Linked DNA regions of Homo sapiens: region 2 is linked to region 1. A link is an interaction called in ENCODE POLR2A ChIA-PET data of the cell type or tissue named here. Cell type or tissue: OCI-LY7. All regions are shown on one strand. Each heading gives the region's core, and the rest is flanking DNA. Links, peaks and the distances in the headings are about the cores only.

Evidence for each region. ChIA-PET counts read pairs that join two places held together with the same protein. Peaks named below come from ENCODE experiments on the same cell type or tissue, not always from the same donor. Only the 100,000 strongest peaks of a DNase experiment are listed, where the experiment ranks them.
Region 2: POLR2A ChIA-PET joins it to region 1 with 12 read pairs; 12 of 35 experiments call an interaction of 5 or more read pairs at or near these places.

What each region holds. Positions count from the first base shown.
Region 1 is chr4:139,037,039-139,045,755 of GRCh38, reverse strand. NOCT (nocturnin) reads right to left here. Exons shown (of 3, transcript NM_012118.4): 2 at 2,413-2,682; 3 at 1-1,117. The coding sequence ends at 282. Among named protein-coding and RNA genes, the nearest start is that of NOCT, 26 kb to the right of the region's middle. In OCI-LY7, for the core only: no CTCF peak of the experiment used is centred there; no DNase peak of the experiment used is centred there; H3K27ac peaks cover 495 bases.
Region 2 is chr4:139,157,404-139,166,120 of GRCh38, reverse strand. The region is part of intron 1 of ELF2 (E74 like ETS transcription factor 2); the gene reads left to right. Among named protein-coding and RNA genes, the nearest start is that of ELF2, 15 kb to the left of the region's middle. RefSeq lists enhancers at 1,568-2,199, 2,200-2,832, 3,477-4,094, 5,967-6,548, 6,549-7,132. In OCI-LY7, for the core only: no CTCF peak of the experiment used is centred there; no DNase peak of the experiment used is centred there.

The sequences.
Region 1 (8,717 bases), core at 225-8,224:
ATTCAAGGTCAGGAGATCGAGACCATCCTGGCTAACACGGTGAAACCCCGTCTCTACTAAAAATACAAAAAATTAGCTGGGCGTGGTGACGGGCGCCTGTTGTCCCAGTTGCTCTGGAGGCTGAGGCAGGAGAATGCCATGAACCCGGGAGGCGGATCTTGCAGTGAGCCGAGATCAGGCCACTGTACTCCAGCCTAGGCAACAGAGCGAGACTCTGTCTCAAAAAAAAAAAAAAAAAAAAAAAAATAGACTCCTGTGATTAAAAAGACAAAAGCAAGTATTTATGAAAGTCCATCAGATTCCTCAGTAAAGCTGAAGTCACACACTAGAGACAGGTGGTCTGAAGGATAATTGAAGGAAGGTAACCTGTTGGGTCCAATCTGTTCTTCAGTGAGCAGATCGAGAGCTGACCTTACATTTAGAGCATGTTTAGAATACCAGATGTAATCCAGGGTGTGCCTGCACTCCCCTGAGGTCCGGATCTTCCAGGTAGTGTATGGGGGTTCTGACTGCCCATCAGCACTCAGCAGCTTGTAGGCGCTGTTCAGGTTGAGGCTGGAGGAAGCAAAGTGTTTGTAGACCTCTTCTGTTGGCTCTGCATTGAAGTCCCCACACACAATAAGGGGAATCTTGGCTCCTTGGGTGATGTTTTGCAGGTTCTGAAGGAGGTCACAGCCTTGAGCTGATCGAAACCGCTCCCAGCCAGTGCGTGCTTTTAGATGGGTAACAGCGATGCAGAACTGTCGGCCTGACTCCTTGCACTCCAGGGTCTGTGCAATGGCCACCTGGTTGGTTTTCAATGTCATGGCTGTCAGCCTAATATTGGCACTGTTGACTAGCTTGAATCGGTTTTGAAGAAAAAATAAGGCACAACCATCTGGTCCATTGTTGTGTTCTACATCTAGACAAGGTGACCAGGGTTTGGGGAAAAACGTGCCTTGATAGCCTAGTCTACTGAGGAGTGGCTGGAAGGTGTCAAAATAGTGGTCCACCTCTTGGAGGCACAATATATCAGGCTGGTAGGCCAGGATTTCTTCCAGGATGAGACATTTCCTTTCTTCCCATTTGAGTGCTTCAACAGGGCACTGTACAAAGTTGTCTTTGCCTTCTCCAAGAGCTGAAAAGAAAAAGCTAGTCAGTTGTCAGCTCTTACAAAACCGTGACTTCAAAGTACCCAGGAGGTTTGGCATCACTCAAGACCCTCAGAATGCTTCCTCTGCTTTAAATGCTTGGAGTGGCTCTCTGTCCAAACTGTATTACCCCATCCAAACTAAATCACCTCTCACTATGTGGATGAAGCAAACAACAGATCTTTTGTTTCGAAATGATTTCATGTTAACTATATTCCAGGATATTAAGATCTTACTTAAGGAAACTGCTTTGCAGTGCCAGGGATCTAAGCTATATAAAATGAAATAAATGCCAATTTTCTTTTAAAATTTTTTTGGTTTTTTTAAACACCAAATATTTAACACCAAGTATTAGTTTTAACCCTGACTATTATGGACACTACTCAGAATGAATGGAACTTATTTTAAATAGGCAGCTTTTCCTACTTAGGGAAAAAGAATCAAAGATTGGTAAGTCACGGAATCTCCCCTTATTTTCCAGGAAAAAAAAAAATCAGGCCCTTGTTTTTCTTAAAATCTCAACTGCTTACATAAAAGGCAATGCTACATAGAGTTGATTGACACATCTGTTTTTTAATTTGGCAGACCCAGGAAAGAAGTCCTTACTACTGTAACAAAGTGTATATATATATATATATATATATACATATTTTTTTGAGACAGTGTCTCACTCTGTTGCCCAGGCTGGAGTGCAGTGGCTCAATCTCAGCTCACTGCAACCTCGATCTTGTTGCCCAGGCTGCAGTGCAATGGCGCAATCTCAGCTCACTGCAACCACCACTTTCTGGGTTCAAGCGATTCTCCTGCCTCAGCCTCCCGAGTAGCTGGGATTACAGGCATGCGCCACCACACCCGGCTAATTTTGTATTTTTAGTAGAAACGGGGTTTCTCCATGTTGGTCAGGCTGGTCTCGAACTCCTGACCACAGGTGATCCACCCACCTCGGCCTCCCAAAGTGCTGGGATTACAGGTGTGAGCCACTGCACCTGACTTGGTTTTTACAATTAAAGCAAGTAACTCGTGGTTTATTCTTTACACCTTCCATGTTTGTAGACTATCCAAGAACAATTAAAGTGTCTTTTTTCTTTCTAAAAAAAAAAAAAAAGTGAAAACCAGATGATTCCCTGTCTTAACCTCTTCTAGGAGCTCTCCATGCTGCTGCAGTCACCTCCATCTGCCCACACCTCTTCCTTCCACATAAAACAGTGCACTGTGGATGTGCAGAAGCAGAAAGGCAGTCACAGCAAACTTGACTGCAGAGGCACAAAAGCATCCAGCATACCTTGGGCGAGGATGTTCCATTGCATAACCCTGATAGGTGGGTGGGTACTAGGGCAATCTGTCCTCAGATCCACAAAATCCCTCTGGAACCGGGGAGGTCGGGTGTGCAGGACGGCCCTGCATTCCTCAAGAAGCTCTTTAGGATCAATGGGCTCCAGATGCTCTGGGTCAGGTGACACCAAATACTCTGGGTGCTGGGAGGCAGCGCTGCTGTTCAGTGTCTTGGCGAGAGCACTATAGAGTCTGCTTGTACCGGTTCCCATGGAACACACTACGGAAAAGGAAATCACAGTTACACACTCAGCTCCTTTTCCTGACTTCTCGCCCAGCACAACTGTAAGATAAACATTTACTGTCCACCGAAACCAGGAGCTCAATTGTTGCCATAATAGTGTATAAAGCCATTTCTTTTTTCTTTTTTTTTTTTTTTGAGATGGAGTTTCGCTCTTGTTGCCCAGGCTGGAGTGCAATGGCACAATCTCGGCTCACCGCAACCTCCACCCCCAGGTTCAAGCAATTCTCCTGCCTCAGCCTCCCAAGTAGCTGGGATTACAGGCATGCACCTCTACCCGCTGCTAATTTTGTATTTTCAGTAGAGATGGGGTTTCCCCATGTTGGTCAGGCTAGTCTGGAACTCCCGACCTCAGGTGATCTGCCCGCCTCGGCCTCCCAAAGTGCTGGGATTACAAGCATGAGCCACCACGCCCGGCGTATAAAGCCATTTCTACAGAGGCAGAATAAAGGAGTTTCCAGGTTCCAGCTTTCTACTAGGACAGTTAATTTAAGTACTACCGTTAAAACTAGCCTCTGATTAACAATGAAAACTCATCCTTTTAAGGAAGAAATACTTTGATCTTGATGGCCTCTTCTAACCTAGGATTTGTCTTTGTAATTTATAAAACCAGTCTTAAAAAAAGAGCAAGGCTTAACAAAATCTACATTCCTTTTTCTATATATCTTAAGAACCTCAAGACTAGGCTGGGCATGGTGGCTCACACCTGTAATCCCAGTACTTTGGGAGGCTGAGGCAGGTGGATCACTTGAGGTCAGGAGTTCGAGACCAGCCTGGCCAACATGGAGAAACCCTGCCTCTACCAAAAACATAAAAAATTAGCCGGGTGTGGTGGTGTGCGCCTGTAATCCCAGCTACTCAGGAGGCTGAGGCAGGCGAATTGCTTGAACCAGGGAGATGGTGGTTGCAGTGAGCTGAGGTGACTCTATTGAGCTCCAGCCTGGGTGACACAGCGAGACTCAAAAAAAAAAAAAAAAAAAAGATCTTAAAGACTAGTTTGTAAAAAGTGAAATGTTAGAAAGCCCATGTTAATGTTAATCCTGGGTGAGAGATTAGGTAATAGCAGGCTGCTTGCTACGCTGGTCATCTCATCTATACAGATCCCTCTGTTGGGGAAAGTAATGGCTAGATTCTTTCCCATTTCTCCTAGATGTTAAGTGTAAATCAAGGCTTGGGCTTTCTGTAGTAGAACTCTGAACTTCACTGAGTGGTATACTCTATAATCTTGTATCAATTGCTGGATTTCTTAAAATCCAGAAAAGGGGCTGAGGCCAGAAGGGCTTAGAGTAAGCTGATTTTGTTCAGCTAACTTCCATCCAGGGCACTACCTTCTCATGAGTTGCCCACATTTCCTGGGATCCTAGAAAGACAAAGAACAAGGAAAAATGCAGGAAGCACCAGTTACTTTGTCTTCCCGAGTTAATTTTTAGTGTTTTGCTTTTTATAATTCATTAAGGAGAACAGAGCATAATCTTCAACTAATTAGCATTATGTGGCAGTTCACTTGAAAGCAGTTGATTGCTCTTTTAGAGGTCAACTATGTTTTATTTTCATTATAGTATAAATTAGGGGCACATTTTACTGGGAGTAACATCCAAGATTCTCTGTATGATAAATGCTGGTACCAGGCAATCTGGATTTCCCTCTCTTGAGAGATACAAAGTTTTCTTTATAAAACATAAACATTTTATAAATGTAAACATTATATAAAGTTTTCTTTATAAAATTTGGCAGGCTTATCAATCACATCTCAAACTAGCAGTCAATCAAATTCACTGTGGCAGGTTACAAAGGAAATTCAATTATTTACCACCAAATGTCCTTGAACATTAAGGTCAATGAGGATGCAAGCATGCTTTTTTTGTTCCTTCCTGTCTACTCAAAGTAGTTTTTCCCTCCAGTAAGAAAGCTAGACTACAGCAAATGAACACATACTAATTTTCCCAACAAACATAGCAGGTGTGTGTGCATCTGCAAGCAAGCATGCTCTCCCACAAATACACACATATACAACTGTTTCCAAACTGATTTCAATAATTTCATTTTAATTGATAAATACATGAGTACATGGGTCCAAAGGAAGAAATTTTCTTCATGGCTGGCAGTACAAGTTTTGAAAGTCTTTCTTCTTGTACTTTTTTTTTTTACTTCCTGTAGGTTTTTTGGGGAAAACAAACAAAAAACAGCCAAACATCCAAGTGTGGTCTCCTGATCAGCAATATCAGCATCACCTGGGATTGTGATCCCCAAATTGTGAGCTAACGTGTCCCAGGGAACCACAGCAAACTCACAGGGACACCATGGTATATTTTATATTTTAAATGTGAAATAAACAGTGACGTTTGACACCTGTCAGGCTCTGGGCTTGATGTAGAGCTCAGTTTCAATAGGACTGCCCTACATTCCTTTTGATGACATTTTATCTTTGCCAAGCTGAGTTTTAGGGTGGTTATATGAAAAAACTACCATGCAAAAATGAATGTGCAGAAGGAAGGATGTCCAATGGGAGTCAAACGTTTGAGGAGTACGTGAAATCAGAAAAGCAATCCTGAACCACACTTCCTTCTAAAAATTTAGAAAAATCAATTTCACATGAAGAGAATAAAGAATAGAACAATATCAGACAGTGAAAGCATGCCAGAAATGTGCCCAGGAAGCAAATCAAACTGCATCCTATTGCAGAGTGAGCTAAGTCTTTAAGAAAATGATACAAGGCTGGGCGCGGTGTCTCAAGCCTGTAATCCCAGCACTTTGGGAGGCCGAGGCGGGCGCATCATGAGGTCAGAAGATCGAGACCATCTTGGCTAACACAGTGAAACCCCGTCTCTACTAAAAAATACAAAAAAAAAAAAATTAGCTGGGCATGGTGGCGGGCGCCTGTAGTCCCAGCTGCTTCGGAGGCTGAGGCAGGAGGCTCCCGGGAGGCGGAGCTTGCAGTGAGCCGAGATCGCGCCACTGCACTCCAGCCTGGGCGACAGACCGAGACTCCGTCTCAAAAAAAAAAAAAAAAGAAAATGATACAAGAGGCCGGACGCGGTGGCTCATGCCTGTAATCCCAGCACTTTGGGAGGCTGAGGCGGGCGGATCACCTGAGGTCAGGAGTTCAACATCAGCCTGGCCTACGTAGCAAAGCCCCGTCTCTACTAAAAAGGCAAAAATTAGCCAGGCATGGTGTTGGGCGCCTGTAATCCCAGCTACTCGCGAGGGTGAGGCAGGAGAATCGCTTGAACTCGGGAGGAGGAGGTTGCAGGAAGCCGAGATGGCGCCATTCCACTCCAGCCTGGCAATAGAGCGATACTCCATCTCAAAACAAAACAAAACAAAAAGATACAAGACATGAAAGAATAACCTAAATCAGAATTAGAAAATTCAGAAATTAGACACCAAAAAGAATTAGCAATAAAAATTAAAAAGAAATGAGAAAAAGATCAGAGTCAAACCTAAGGATTGCTTTTTTTAAAAAAAAATAAAAGGGAGAAAGTGACAAATACTAAAAATGAGCAAAGACCCAAAATATGAGTAATAGCAGTTCTTATAGATGAAGACCAACGAAAGGGAACAAAAGAAATCAAGAAAACTTAAAAAAAAATACTTAAAAAGTAGATATTGAAAAAAAGACATTGCAAACTTGAGAGTATCAACCCAGAATGACCAACACCAAGTGGTCTAGTAAAAAAAAAAATCAGATTGTCATCAGACTTCAACTGCAATGTTTTATGTGAGAAGAAAATGAAGTAACATATTTAAAATACATAAAGTGTAAGCCAAGGATTTTATATCCAGCAAAACTGGAATATTGTCTCCATGAGCCCCTTATGAGGAATCTACTAAAGCAAGGATTGGCAGTCCTCAAGCTAAGAATGGCTTTTTTTTTTTTTTTTTGAAATGGAGTCTTCACTGTGTTGCCCAGGCTGGTCTCAAACTCCTGAGCTCAAGCAATCCTCCCATCTCAGCCATCTCAGTGCTGGGATTACAGGCATGAGCCACCACACCCAACAAGCTAAGAATGGCTTTTACATTTAAAAAATGTGTTGTTAAGTACACACACACTCACGAATACATTAACAGGACCATTTTTGGCCCACAGAGCCTAAATATTTAATATGTAGCCTTCTTCAAAAAAAAATTTGCCATATCTAGAACTAGAGAACAAGCTTCAGACCAAAACAACCAGAAACACTGGTGTAAGAACTGGAGCAAAGCACTAAACACAGAGCTACTTAGCAAATCAATTCTAAAGAAGACTTTCAGGGAGAATTCAATATGTAATGGCTATATGGCCCAACAGTGAACATGAAGATGTAGTACACCAAAAAAGGAGGGGGCAGGATGAGAAAAGCATCTTCAATTTAAAAATTTTAAACTTTTTTCATAAGTTTCATAGTAGCAATCATAATTAGTAATTATGTCTAAGTGATCATAATTAGTAGTGGTGGTACTGGCACTGCAACTCTGAGACTGCTGTGTATATATGAGATGAATCAAATGGGATAGTCTATCATTCCCTGTTGTCTTTTAGGGGGATCTAGTTTTTGCGATGCATTTAATAGGCTATTCATTCACTACAATTCTCAAGGAAAACATTCTTGTTAAAGCCAGTTCATTTTGGACTAATAGCAGATTATCAAATCTGGTCATCTACCTTATTTGGCCTGAGATCCTCTTGGTGGTTTTCAACAAATTCACCCTCAGAAGACAAAGCTTTTGAGATGCAGGATATACTGCAGCGTGACCAAATTCTAAGGCCTCAAAAGAGAATTCTAGTCCCAGTTCTATGACTATTTAGCTGTGCCACAACTCTCTAGACCTGCTTACCTAACTTTTTAAAATTTATTTATTTATTTATTTATTTATTTGAGACAGTCTCACTCTGTCACCAGGCTGGAATGCAGTGGCGTGATCTCGGCTCACTGCAACCTCCACCTCCCAGGCTCAAGCGACTCTCCTTCCTCAGCCTCCCGAGGAGTTGGGACTACAGGTTTGTTCTACCACGCCTGGCTAATTTTTGTATTTTTAGTACAGACAGTTTCACCATGTTGGCCAGGCTGGTCACAAACACCTGACCTCAAGTGATCCACCCACCTTGGCCTCCCAAAGTGCTGGGAATTATAGGCGTGAGCCACCACATCCAGCCTTTTTTTTTTTTTTCCCCAAAGGGCCTGTTTTTTGTAAGGGCCTCACTCTGTTACCAGGCTGGAGTGCAGTGGTATGATCATAACCCACTGTAGCCTCAAACTCCTGGGATCAAGCCATCCTCCCACCTCAGCCTCCTGAGTAGCTGAGACTACCGGTGCACACCACCGTACCAGCCAAGATCTGCTTACTTCTCTTTAAAATGAGGGCTTACGTGGTCTTAATTTCTCCAAGATCAGGTGGAAAAGGCATCTGGGTTAGAACGGGGGAAACTTTTCAAATCTATGTTCCTCATATAACAGCTCTACTGTTTGCAGTAGAGACACATATCTTCCTATTAATAAAACTTGGGCCAGGCGTGGTGGCTCACACCTGTAATCCTAGCATTTTCGGAGGCTGAGGCAGGAGGTTCCCTGGAGTCCAGGAGTTCGAGACCAGCCTGGGCAACATAGTGAGACCCTGTCTCTACAAAAATAAAAAAATAGTAATTATTAAAAAAGGATGTTTCATTCAGAATTTCTATACTCATATTTGAAAAACAATGAATAATTCTTGTCAGGTGTGATAACACTACTCATGTATGGAATAATACACTGCAATTTGCCTTTCAAGTTTTATTGGCATAGCCCTTTTGTACTTGTTTCACTGTAGATGAGCACGTCTGAGAAAGATATCATTGGGCTACATTTTGAATAAGAGACTAGGTAGAGGGGAATCATTAGGAAGTGTTTACTATAGTCTTGTCTCTGTCCCCTTAGACCTTACAGGAAACCCAAAGATATTCCCCAAGGTGGACTGGTGCAACACTGACTGCCAGAGTATTTAACCACAACATGACATAGGACAAGCCCTCTAATACTAAAGTACCTGGGAAACATTAG
Region 2 (8,717 bases), core at 533-8,532, 120 kb before region 1:
GGTGATCCGCCCGTCTCGGCCTTCCAAAGTGCTGGGATTACAGGCGTGAGCCACCATGCCCAGCCTGTTTTTAGAGAAGAATCAAAACTGTGAATGATGAAGATTTAGAATAGCCATGGTTAAAAATCTGATGAAGTTTATTATAATCAGCAATTGACAAAGAAATTCAGTTATTTTTGTGGCATGTAATATATACTAGAATTATGACTGATGACATATTAGATTTCTAAGAGTTTTATATACTTTTGGAATATTCATATTAATATCATATCAATAAATGTAACTGCAAGAAGATCTAGAATCACTTATTTGTCAGTGCTTTCCATATAATTCAGCATATCAAGCCTGATTTAGTTCAGTGTCTCTGTTTCAGAAATCTTTGAGAAGGTCCAGTGCCTTGTGGAACATCCTAAAGTTAGTTTGAGGTCAAGAAAGACTTATTTATTTTTTATTTTTTTAAGACGGAGTGTTGCTCTGTTGCCCAGGCTGGAGTGCAGTGGTGCGATCTCAGCTTACTGTAACCTCTGCCTCTGGGATTCAAGTGGTTCTCCTGCCTCAGCCTCCCGGGTAGCTGGGATTACAGGCGTGAGCCGTTGTGCCTGGCCTAATTTTGTATTTTAAGTAGAGATGGGGTTTCTCCATGTTGGTCAGGTTGGTCTCGAACTCTGACCTCAGGTGATCCATCCACCTCGGCCTCCCAGAGTGCTGGGATTACAGGCATGAGCCACCGCTCCAAGCCAAAAGACTTAATTTAGAACTTGATCCTGGGGAAGTTTACCAAAGATGTCAAAAGGTTTAAAACACCTGATCAAAACAGAATCATAGGTCATTGTGAAATAATAGTCATTAATTTAACCACAGTAATAATCAAAAGATTTCAAAAGCAATACAGAAAGTTACATGGATGGGAAACAAACAAACAAAAACCCCAAACCCTTAACCCTTCTAAAGCCCAGTTTTCCTAAGTAACCAAAAACCCTAATAAAGACAGCATGAAATACAGGGATTATCTTCATAAGATGCAGTCTTTGTTTCTTGGGCCAGTTAACAAAAAGGCAAAGAAAACTTCCTGCAATGAGATTGCTTCTGCTAATGGGAAACCCATTTAGATAATCTGGAAGTTGGACCTGATGAAAAATTACTTGACACAGGAAGAGTGTGTGTCCAAGGTTATGAGCGTACACCATATTATAGAGAAATGTAAACAGGAAAACTAGTACCTTGAGCAGGAAATACATGGCTCTTAGTAAAATCATGGGAAATTCTGGGTTAAGTGGAGCAATTCAGACACATCAGTAAAAGCCAATACAGAACTGCTGTAAACTGTAAAGCTGCAGTTCAGAAGATGTTTAAAAACTTAAAGAAACAGATTTCTGAAATAAACATAAAAACCTCTTGCAATTTTTACTAAGAACAGATCAAGACTTCAAGAAAAGCTTGTTCTAACACAGGGGACCAAAATTTTAGATATTTGTTGTTGTTTTGAGCCAGGGTCTCATTCTGTCACCTAGGCTAGAGTGCAGTGGCATAGTCTTGGCTCACGGCAATCTCTACTTCCCAGGTTCAAGTGATTCTCCTGACTGAGCCTCCAGAGTAGCTGGGACTACAGGTGCATGCCACCACGCCCACCTAATTTTTGTATTTTTTAGTAGAGATGGTGTTTCTCCATGTTGTCCAGGCTGGTCTCGAACTCCTGACCTCAGGTGATCCACCCGCCTCCGCCTCCCAAAGTGCTGGGACTACAGGCGTGAGCCACCGTGCCTGACCAAAGCTAAACTTTTAGAAAGACTTGTAACTAATTTTCTTTTATTTATAGCCAACTTAATCGTATGAAAAAATCTTCCTTCCTTCCTCCCTCCCTTCCTTCTTTTCTTCCTTCCTTCTCTATCTCTTTCCCTCCCTCCCTCCTCCCCGCTTTCTCTTTCTTTTCATCTCCCTCTCTTTCTTTCTTTCTTTTCCTTCTTTCTTTCTTTCTCTCTCTTCTTTCTCTTTCTCTCTCTCCCTTCCTCCCTCTTTCTCTCTCTCCCTCTCTCCCTCCCTCTTTCTCTCTCACCCCCACTCTTTCTCTCTCACCCCTGCCTCCCTTCCTTCTCTTTCTCTTTCTCTTGCCCTTGCCCCTTTCCTTTCCTTCTTTCTTTCCTTTCCTTTCCTTTCTTTCTTTTCTCTTTCTCACCCCTCCCTCTGTCTCTCCCTCCCTCCTTCCTTCCTACTTCCTTTTTTTTTGATAGAGGGACTCATTCTGTCTCCACTGCGATCATACCTCACTGTAGGCTTAACTTGGCGGGCTCAAGTGATCCTCCCATCTCAGCCTCCTGAGTAGCTGAGACTACAGGCACATGCCAGTGTGTCTGGCTAGTTTTTGTATTTTTTGTAGAGACGGGGTTTCATTGTGTTGAACAGGCTGGTCTTGAACTCCTGGGCTCAAGTGGTCTGGCTGCTTCGGCCTCCCAAAGTGCTGGGATTACAGCCATGAGCCTCTGTGTCTGGCCCACACACAAAATTTCTTTAATAAATTCATCCTTCACAAACTTTCCACAGCTTAATCAGATCTTCCACAACATTCTTGGTCCTTTAGCTTTGTCCTATACTTTCTCTTTCTTAAATAACCTGTCATTTTACTTTAGGACACAGTTTACTTTCTTTTTTCCTTATCATTGTGAAAAGTTATTCTCCTTTTAACCCTCTTTGCCAAAATTACATCCTTATAACTTTCTTTATATTTCTCTCTCCTGCTTACTGAGTCCTTTTTATATTATTTCCTTCCTAAATATTACTTTTCAAAATAACCTTAAATAACCTCTGAATTTACAGTTATTCTTTTTTCTCAATGAATAATACATTCTTATGCTTTTCTCATAATTTTTCTCATCAAAGCCACATGATGTTTTTTGTTACACTTCATATACAGAATTATATACATTAGTTAGAATTTCTAACTTAGTAATCTTGATTTTTAATGAAAACCTAGGAAGCAAGAAATTTTGAACTATCATATATCAGTATTTTATATATTTTTTTATTTTTTGAGTTAGGGTCTCTCACTGTTGCCCAGCCTAGAGTGCAGTGGCATGATCATAGCGTACTATAACTTGAACTCTGGGGTCAAGGGATCCTCCTGTCTTAGCCCCTGGAGTAGCTGGGATTACAGGAGCATGCTACCATGCCTGGCTAGTGTAAAATTTTTTTTGTAGAGACAGAGTCTTGCCGTGTTGCTCAGGCTGGTCTTGGACTCCTGGCCTTAAGTAATCCTCCTGTTTCAGCCTTTGAAAGTGCTGGGATTGCAGGTGTGAGCCACTATGCCTAGACTTTTAAATATTTTTTACAAACATTCTCCGTAACATAATTTTGTGTGTATTAATAGACTGAAATATATTCAGTCTTTCTATAAGATTTAACAAGGCAAGAACAAATGTATTTATGTTCAGCAATTGGTGTTTCAGTATTTTTCCTTATTTGGAAACGATCTGGACATTTAATGAGTATTTATCACTTAATTTAACATAATTTTAATATTTCAAATTATGTGAAAAGTTCATTTATAAACATTTATTCCATTTGTATTTACATTATTTATTTATTTATTTATTTCTGAGACGGAGTCTTGCTTTGTTGCCCAGGCTGGAATGCAGTGGCACCATTTTGGCTCACTGCAACCTCCACTTCCCGGGTTCAAGCAGTTCTCCTTCCTCAACCTCCGGAGTAGCTGGGATTACAGGCACCCATCACCACACCAGCTATTTTTTGTATGTTTAGTAGAGACGGGGTTTCACCGTGTTGGCCAGGCTGGTCTCAAACTGGCTGGTCTTGAACTCCTGACCTTGTGATCTGCCCTCCTCGGCCTCCCAAAGTGCTGGGATTTCAGGCGTGAGCCACCGTGCCTGGCCCATAATTTGTTATTTTTTTAATTTTTATTATTTTTTTGAGACAGAGTTTTGCTCTTATTGCCCAGGCTGGAGTGCAATGGCACGATCTCAGCTCACCACAGGATTCCAGGCATGCTCCACCATGCCCAGCTAATTTTGTTTTTGAGACGGAGTCTCGCTCTGTCGCCCCAGCTAGAGTGCAGTGGCGCAATCTCAGCTCACTGCAACCTCCGCCTCCCGGGTTCAAGCGATTCTCCTGCCTCAGCCTCTTGAGTAGCTGGGACTACAGGCGTCCACCACCACACCCAGCTAATTTATTGTAATTTTAGTAGAGTTAGGGTTTCACCGTGTTAGCCAGGATGATCTCGATCTCCTGACCTTGTGATCCACCCGTCTTGGCCTCCCAAAGTGCTGGGATTACACTGCGCCTGGCCTAATTTTGTATTTTTAGTAGAGACGGGGTTTCTCCATGTTGGGCAGGCTGGTCTTGAACTCCTGACCTCAGGTGATTCGCCCGTCTCAGCCTCCCAAAGTGCTGGGTTTACAGGCCTGAGCCACCGCGCCCGGCCTACTCAGAGTTTTTTTTTTTTTTTTTTTTTTTTTTTAAACAGTTTTACGTAGACTATTTGTGAGAACTGAGATATTAGACAAAGCTAGTCGTCATTCAGGTTACTTTCCTGTTCGCCCTTTTCATAGCCTAAGAATATCAGATGTTAACCTAAAAAAGAACCTTAAAGTTAAATGTATGGAGATTTTGTTGATAACTCAGAAGATACAGCTGTTTTCATTAAATCAACACTATTAAATTAGTCTTATCAAAGAGCTTCACAAATAAAAGACTATTCTGTTTTTAGGCTGGTTTTATAGTTTTATAACCTGTGTCAATCATGACACCCTAAAACATTTAGCAGAAACAAATTCTAACTAGTAAAACCAGGCAAAAATGTATGCTAACAGTTCTGAAGATGTTCCTATTTTTATTTCATCAATAAATTTAAAACCAGCTTATTTATCAAAGATTTACTTAAATTATGTGAATTAAAAAGGCATTTGGGTTGATTCCTATATATTTTAACAATTTATGTAAGCACTCACTTATCTAAACCAATCTGAATAGAATTCCTCAAGGAATTTCTGGCTGTATACACAATACGCAACATAATATATGTACATAGGTATAAAACACTCCTAAACATATCTAGGCACACGTGTGTGTATACACACATGGAGACACACACAGAGAGATCTTACTGCATTCATTTTAGAATTTTATTTTTCTTTTATTTATTTATTTTGAGATGGAGTCTCACTCTGTTGCCGAAGCTGGACTGCAGTGGCACTGTCTCAGCTCACTGCAACCTCCACCTCCCGGGTTCAAGACATTCTTCTGTCTCAGCTTCTGGAGCAGCTGGGATTACAGGTGTGAGCCACTATGCCCGGCTAATTTTTGTATTTTTAGTAGAGTCGGGGTTTCAGCATGTTGACCAGGCTTGTCTCAAACTCCCGATCTCAAGTGATCCACCCGCCTCGGCCTCCCAAAATACTAGAATTACAGGTGTGAGCCACCACCCCTGGCCAATATGATAAAATATTTTAAATCTCCCGTATATTTTGTGAGTGAAAGACAGGGTCAGTGTTTCTTCCACTGACCCTTTTTCAAGATCATTCCTGATAATTATGGTTTTATTGTCCTCTAAAAGTTGCTGTGGGGTTGAAATTTATGTTTTGAGTTGTTTTACCTTGTCTATAACTTTCTGTAATCTTCCTCATCACTACCATCGACTGATCTTTAGGTCATGAAGTCTTGTCATCATACAGGATTACATATTACTTGTACTATGGTCTCCATGAAATAGTTTCTATTATTATTATTCACTTTTTACACATGACTCTGAGATCTGGAGAAGATAAATAACTTGCTGTGCAGAAAAGAGTTAACATAGTAGGTCTGAGATAGCTATTCTTAGAAAGGTCTGCTTGCAAGATTGGCCATTGGCTGGCATCTGAGAACTTGGCTCTCACAGTGTTCCCAGTAACTGACTACAGGCGCCCACCACCACGCCCAGCTAATTTTTTGTACTTTTAGTAGAGACAGGGTTTCACCGTGTTAGCCAGGATGGTCTCAATCTCCTGACCTCGTGATCTGCCCGCCTTGGCCTCCCAAAGTGCTGGGATTACAGGCGTGAGCCACTGCGCCTGGCCTGCAGGCTATGCTATAGTATCTTCCACATCTATCATTGAGGCTACCGCTCCGCCCCCCTCCACTACCTCTCAGTAAGCCAAAGTCATTGCCTTAACTTGAGCCCTCACTCTTGCAAAGGGACTACACGCGTCAATATTTATACTGACTCTAAATACGCCTTCCATATCTTGCACCACCATGCTGTTATATGGGCAGAAAGAGGATTCCTCACTACACAAGGGTCCTCTTTCATTAATGCCACTTTAATAAAAACTCTTCTCAAGGCTGCTTTATTTCCAAAGGAAGCTGGAGTCATTCACTGCAAAGGCCATCAAAAGGCATCAGATCTCATCGCTCAGGTCAAGGCTTACGCTGATAAGGTAGCTAAAAAAGCAGCCATCAAAAGGCATCAGATCCCATCATTTCAGGACAATGCTTATGCTGATAAGGTAGCTAAAAAAGCAGCCATCAAAAGGCATCAGATCCCATGGCTCAGGACAATGCTTATGCTGATAAGGTAGCTAAAAAAGCAGCTAGAGTTCCAACTTCTATCCCTCAGGGCAGTTTTTCTCCTTCTCATCTGGCCACTCCCACCTACTCCTCCATTGAAACTTCACCTATCAATCTCTTCCCACACAAGGCAAATGGTTCTTGGACCAAGGATCTCCTTCCAGCCTCACAGGCCCATTCTATTCTGTCATCATTTCATAACCTCTTCCATGTAGGTTACAAGCTGCTAGCCCATCTCTTAAAACGTCTCATTTCCTTTCTGTCGTGGAAATCTATCCTCAAGGAAATCATTGTTCAGTGTTCCATCTGCTATTCTACTACTCCTCAGGAATTTCTTAGGCCCCTTCCCTTCCCTACACATCAAGCTCGGGGGTTTGCCCCTGCCCAGGACTGGCAAATTGACTTTACTCACATGCCTCTTGGTCTAGGTGGACACTTTCACTGGATGGATAGAGACCTTTCCCACAGGGTCTGAGAAGGCCACCATGGTCATTTCTTCCCTTCTGTCAGACATAATTCCTCGGTTTGGCCTTCCCACCTCTCTGCAGTCCGATAACGGACCGGCCTTTATTAGTCAAATCACCCAAGCAGTTTCTCAGGCTCTTGGTATTCAGTGAAACTTTTGTACCTCTTACGGTCCTCAATCTTCAGGAAAGGTGAAACGACTAATTGTCTTTTAAAAACACACCTCACCAAGCTCAGCCTCCAACTTAAAAAAAAGGACTCTGTCAAGAATAGAGCCCAAAGACTTGCCAACCAAGCAAGTAATTACGCTAAACCCCCTTGGACTCCCTTGGAAACTCTCTAATTAGATGTCCTGAGTCCTCCCAATTCTTAGTCCTTTAATACCTGCTTTTTTCCTTCTCTTATTCCGTTTAGTTTTTCAATTCATACAAAACCGTATCCAGGCCATCACCAATAGTTCTGTACAATAAATGTTTCCATCACCAATCATTCTATATGACAAATGTTCCCTTTAACAACCCCACAATATCGCCCCTTACCACAAAATCTTCTTTCAGCTTAATCTCTCCCACTCTAGGTTCCCACGTCGCCCCTAATCCCGCTTGAAGCAGCCCTGAGAAACATTGCCCACTATCTCTCCATACCACCTCCAAAAATTTTCGCTGCCCCAACACTTTACCACTATTTTGTTTTATGTTATTTTTCTTATTAATATAAGAAGACAGGAATGTCAGGCCTCTGAGTCCAAGCTAAGCCATCATATCTCCTGTGACCTGCACGTATACATCCAGATGGCCTGAAGTAACTGAAGAATCACAAAAGAAGTGAAAATGGCCTGTTCCTGCCTTAATCGATGACATTACCTTGTGAAGTTCCTTCTTCTGGCTCATCCTGGCTCAAAAGCTCCCCCACTGAGCACCTGGTGACCCCCACCCCTGCCCGCCAGAGAACTACCGCCTTTGACTGTAATTTTCCATTACCTACCCAAATCCTATAAAACGTTCCCACCCCTATCTCCCTTCTCTGACTCTTTCTTCGGACTCAGCCCGCCTGCACCCAGGTGAAATAAACAGCCTTGTTGCTCACACAAAGCCTGTTTGGTGGTCTCTTCACACGGATGCGAGTTAAAGTTTTAACCTGTATTTCTATCCAGAGTATATTTAGAATCTTCTGATCCGTAGTCAGACGCGTTATCCATTGCGCCACTGGCCCCGAGTTTATCCAGAGTATATTTAGATGATACTTTGCTGTTCAATTTTCACCATCATAAAACAGGTTGAACAAATCGTCGTTGATTAGGTTATGCCTGGGAACCTGACTAGTCTAGTTCTTTGGTTGAAGATTTCTAGAAGTGTCAAAACGTGCCTGATAAAGGAAGCATCAAAATATCTCCAAAGCCCTGGGTACTGTGGCTCATGCCTGTAATTCCAGCACTTTGGGAGGCTGAGATGGGAGGATTGCTTGAAGCCAGGAGTTTCAGACCTGCCTGGGCAACAAATGAGACCCTATCTCTGCAAAAAATGAAAAAAACCTTAGTTGGGTTTGGTGGCATGTGCCTATAGTCCTAGCTACTCAGGAGCCTGAGGCAGGAGGATTGCTTGAGCCCAGGAGGTTGAGGCTGCAGTGAGCTGTAATGTGATGCCACTGCACTCCAGCCTGGTTGACAGAGTGAGACCCAGTATAAAAAAAAAAAATTA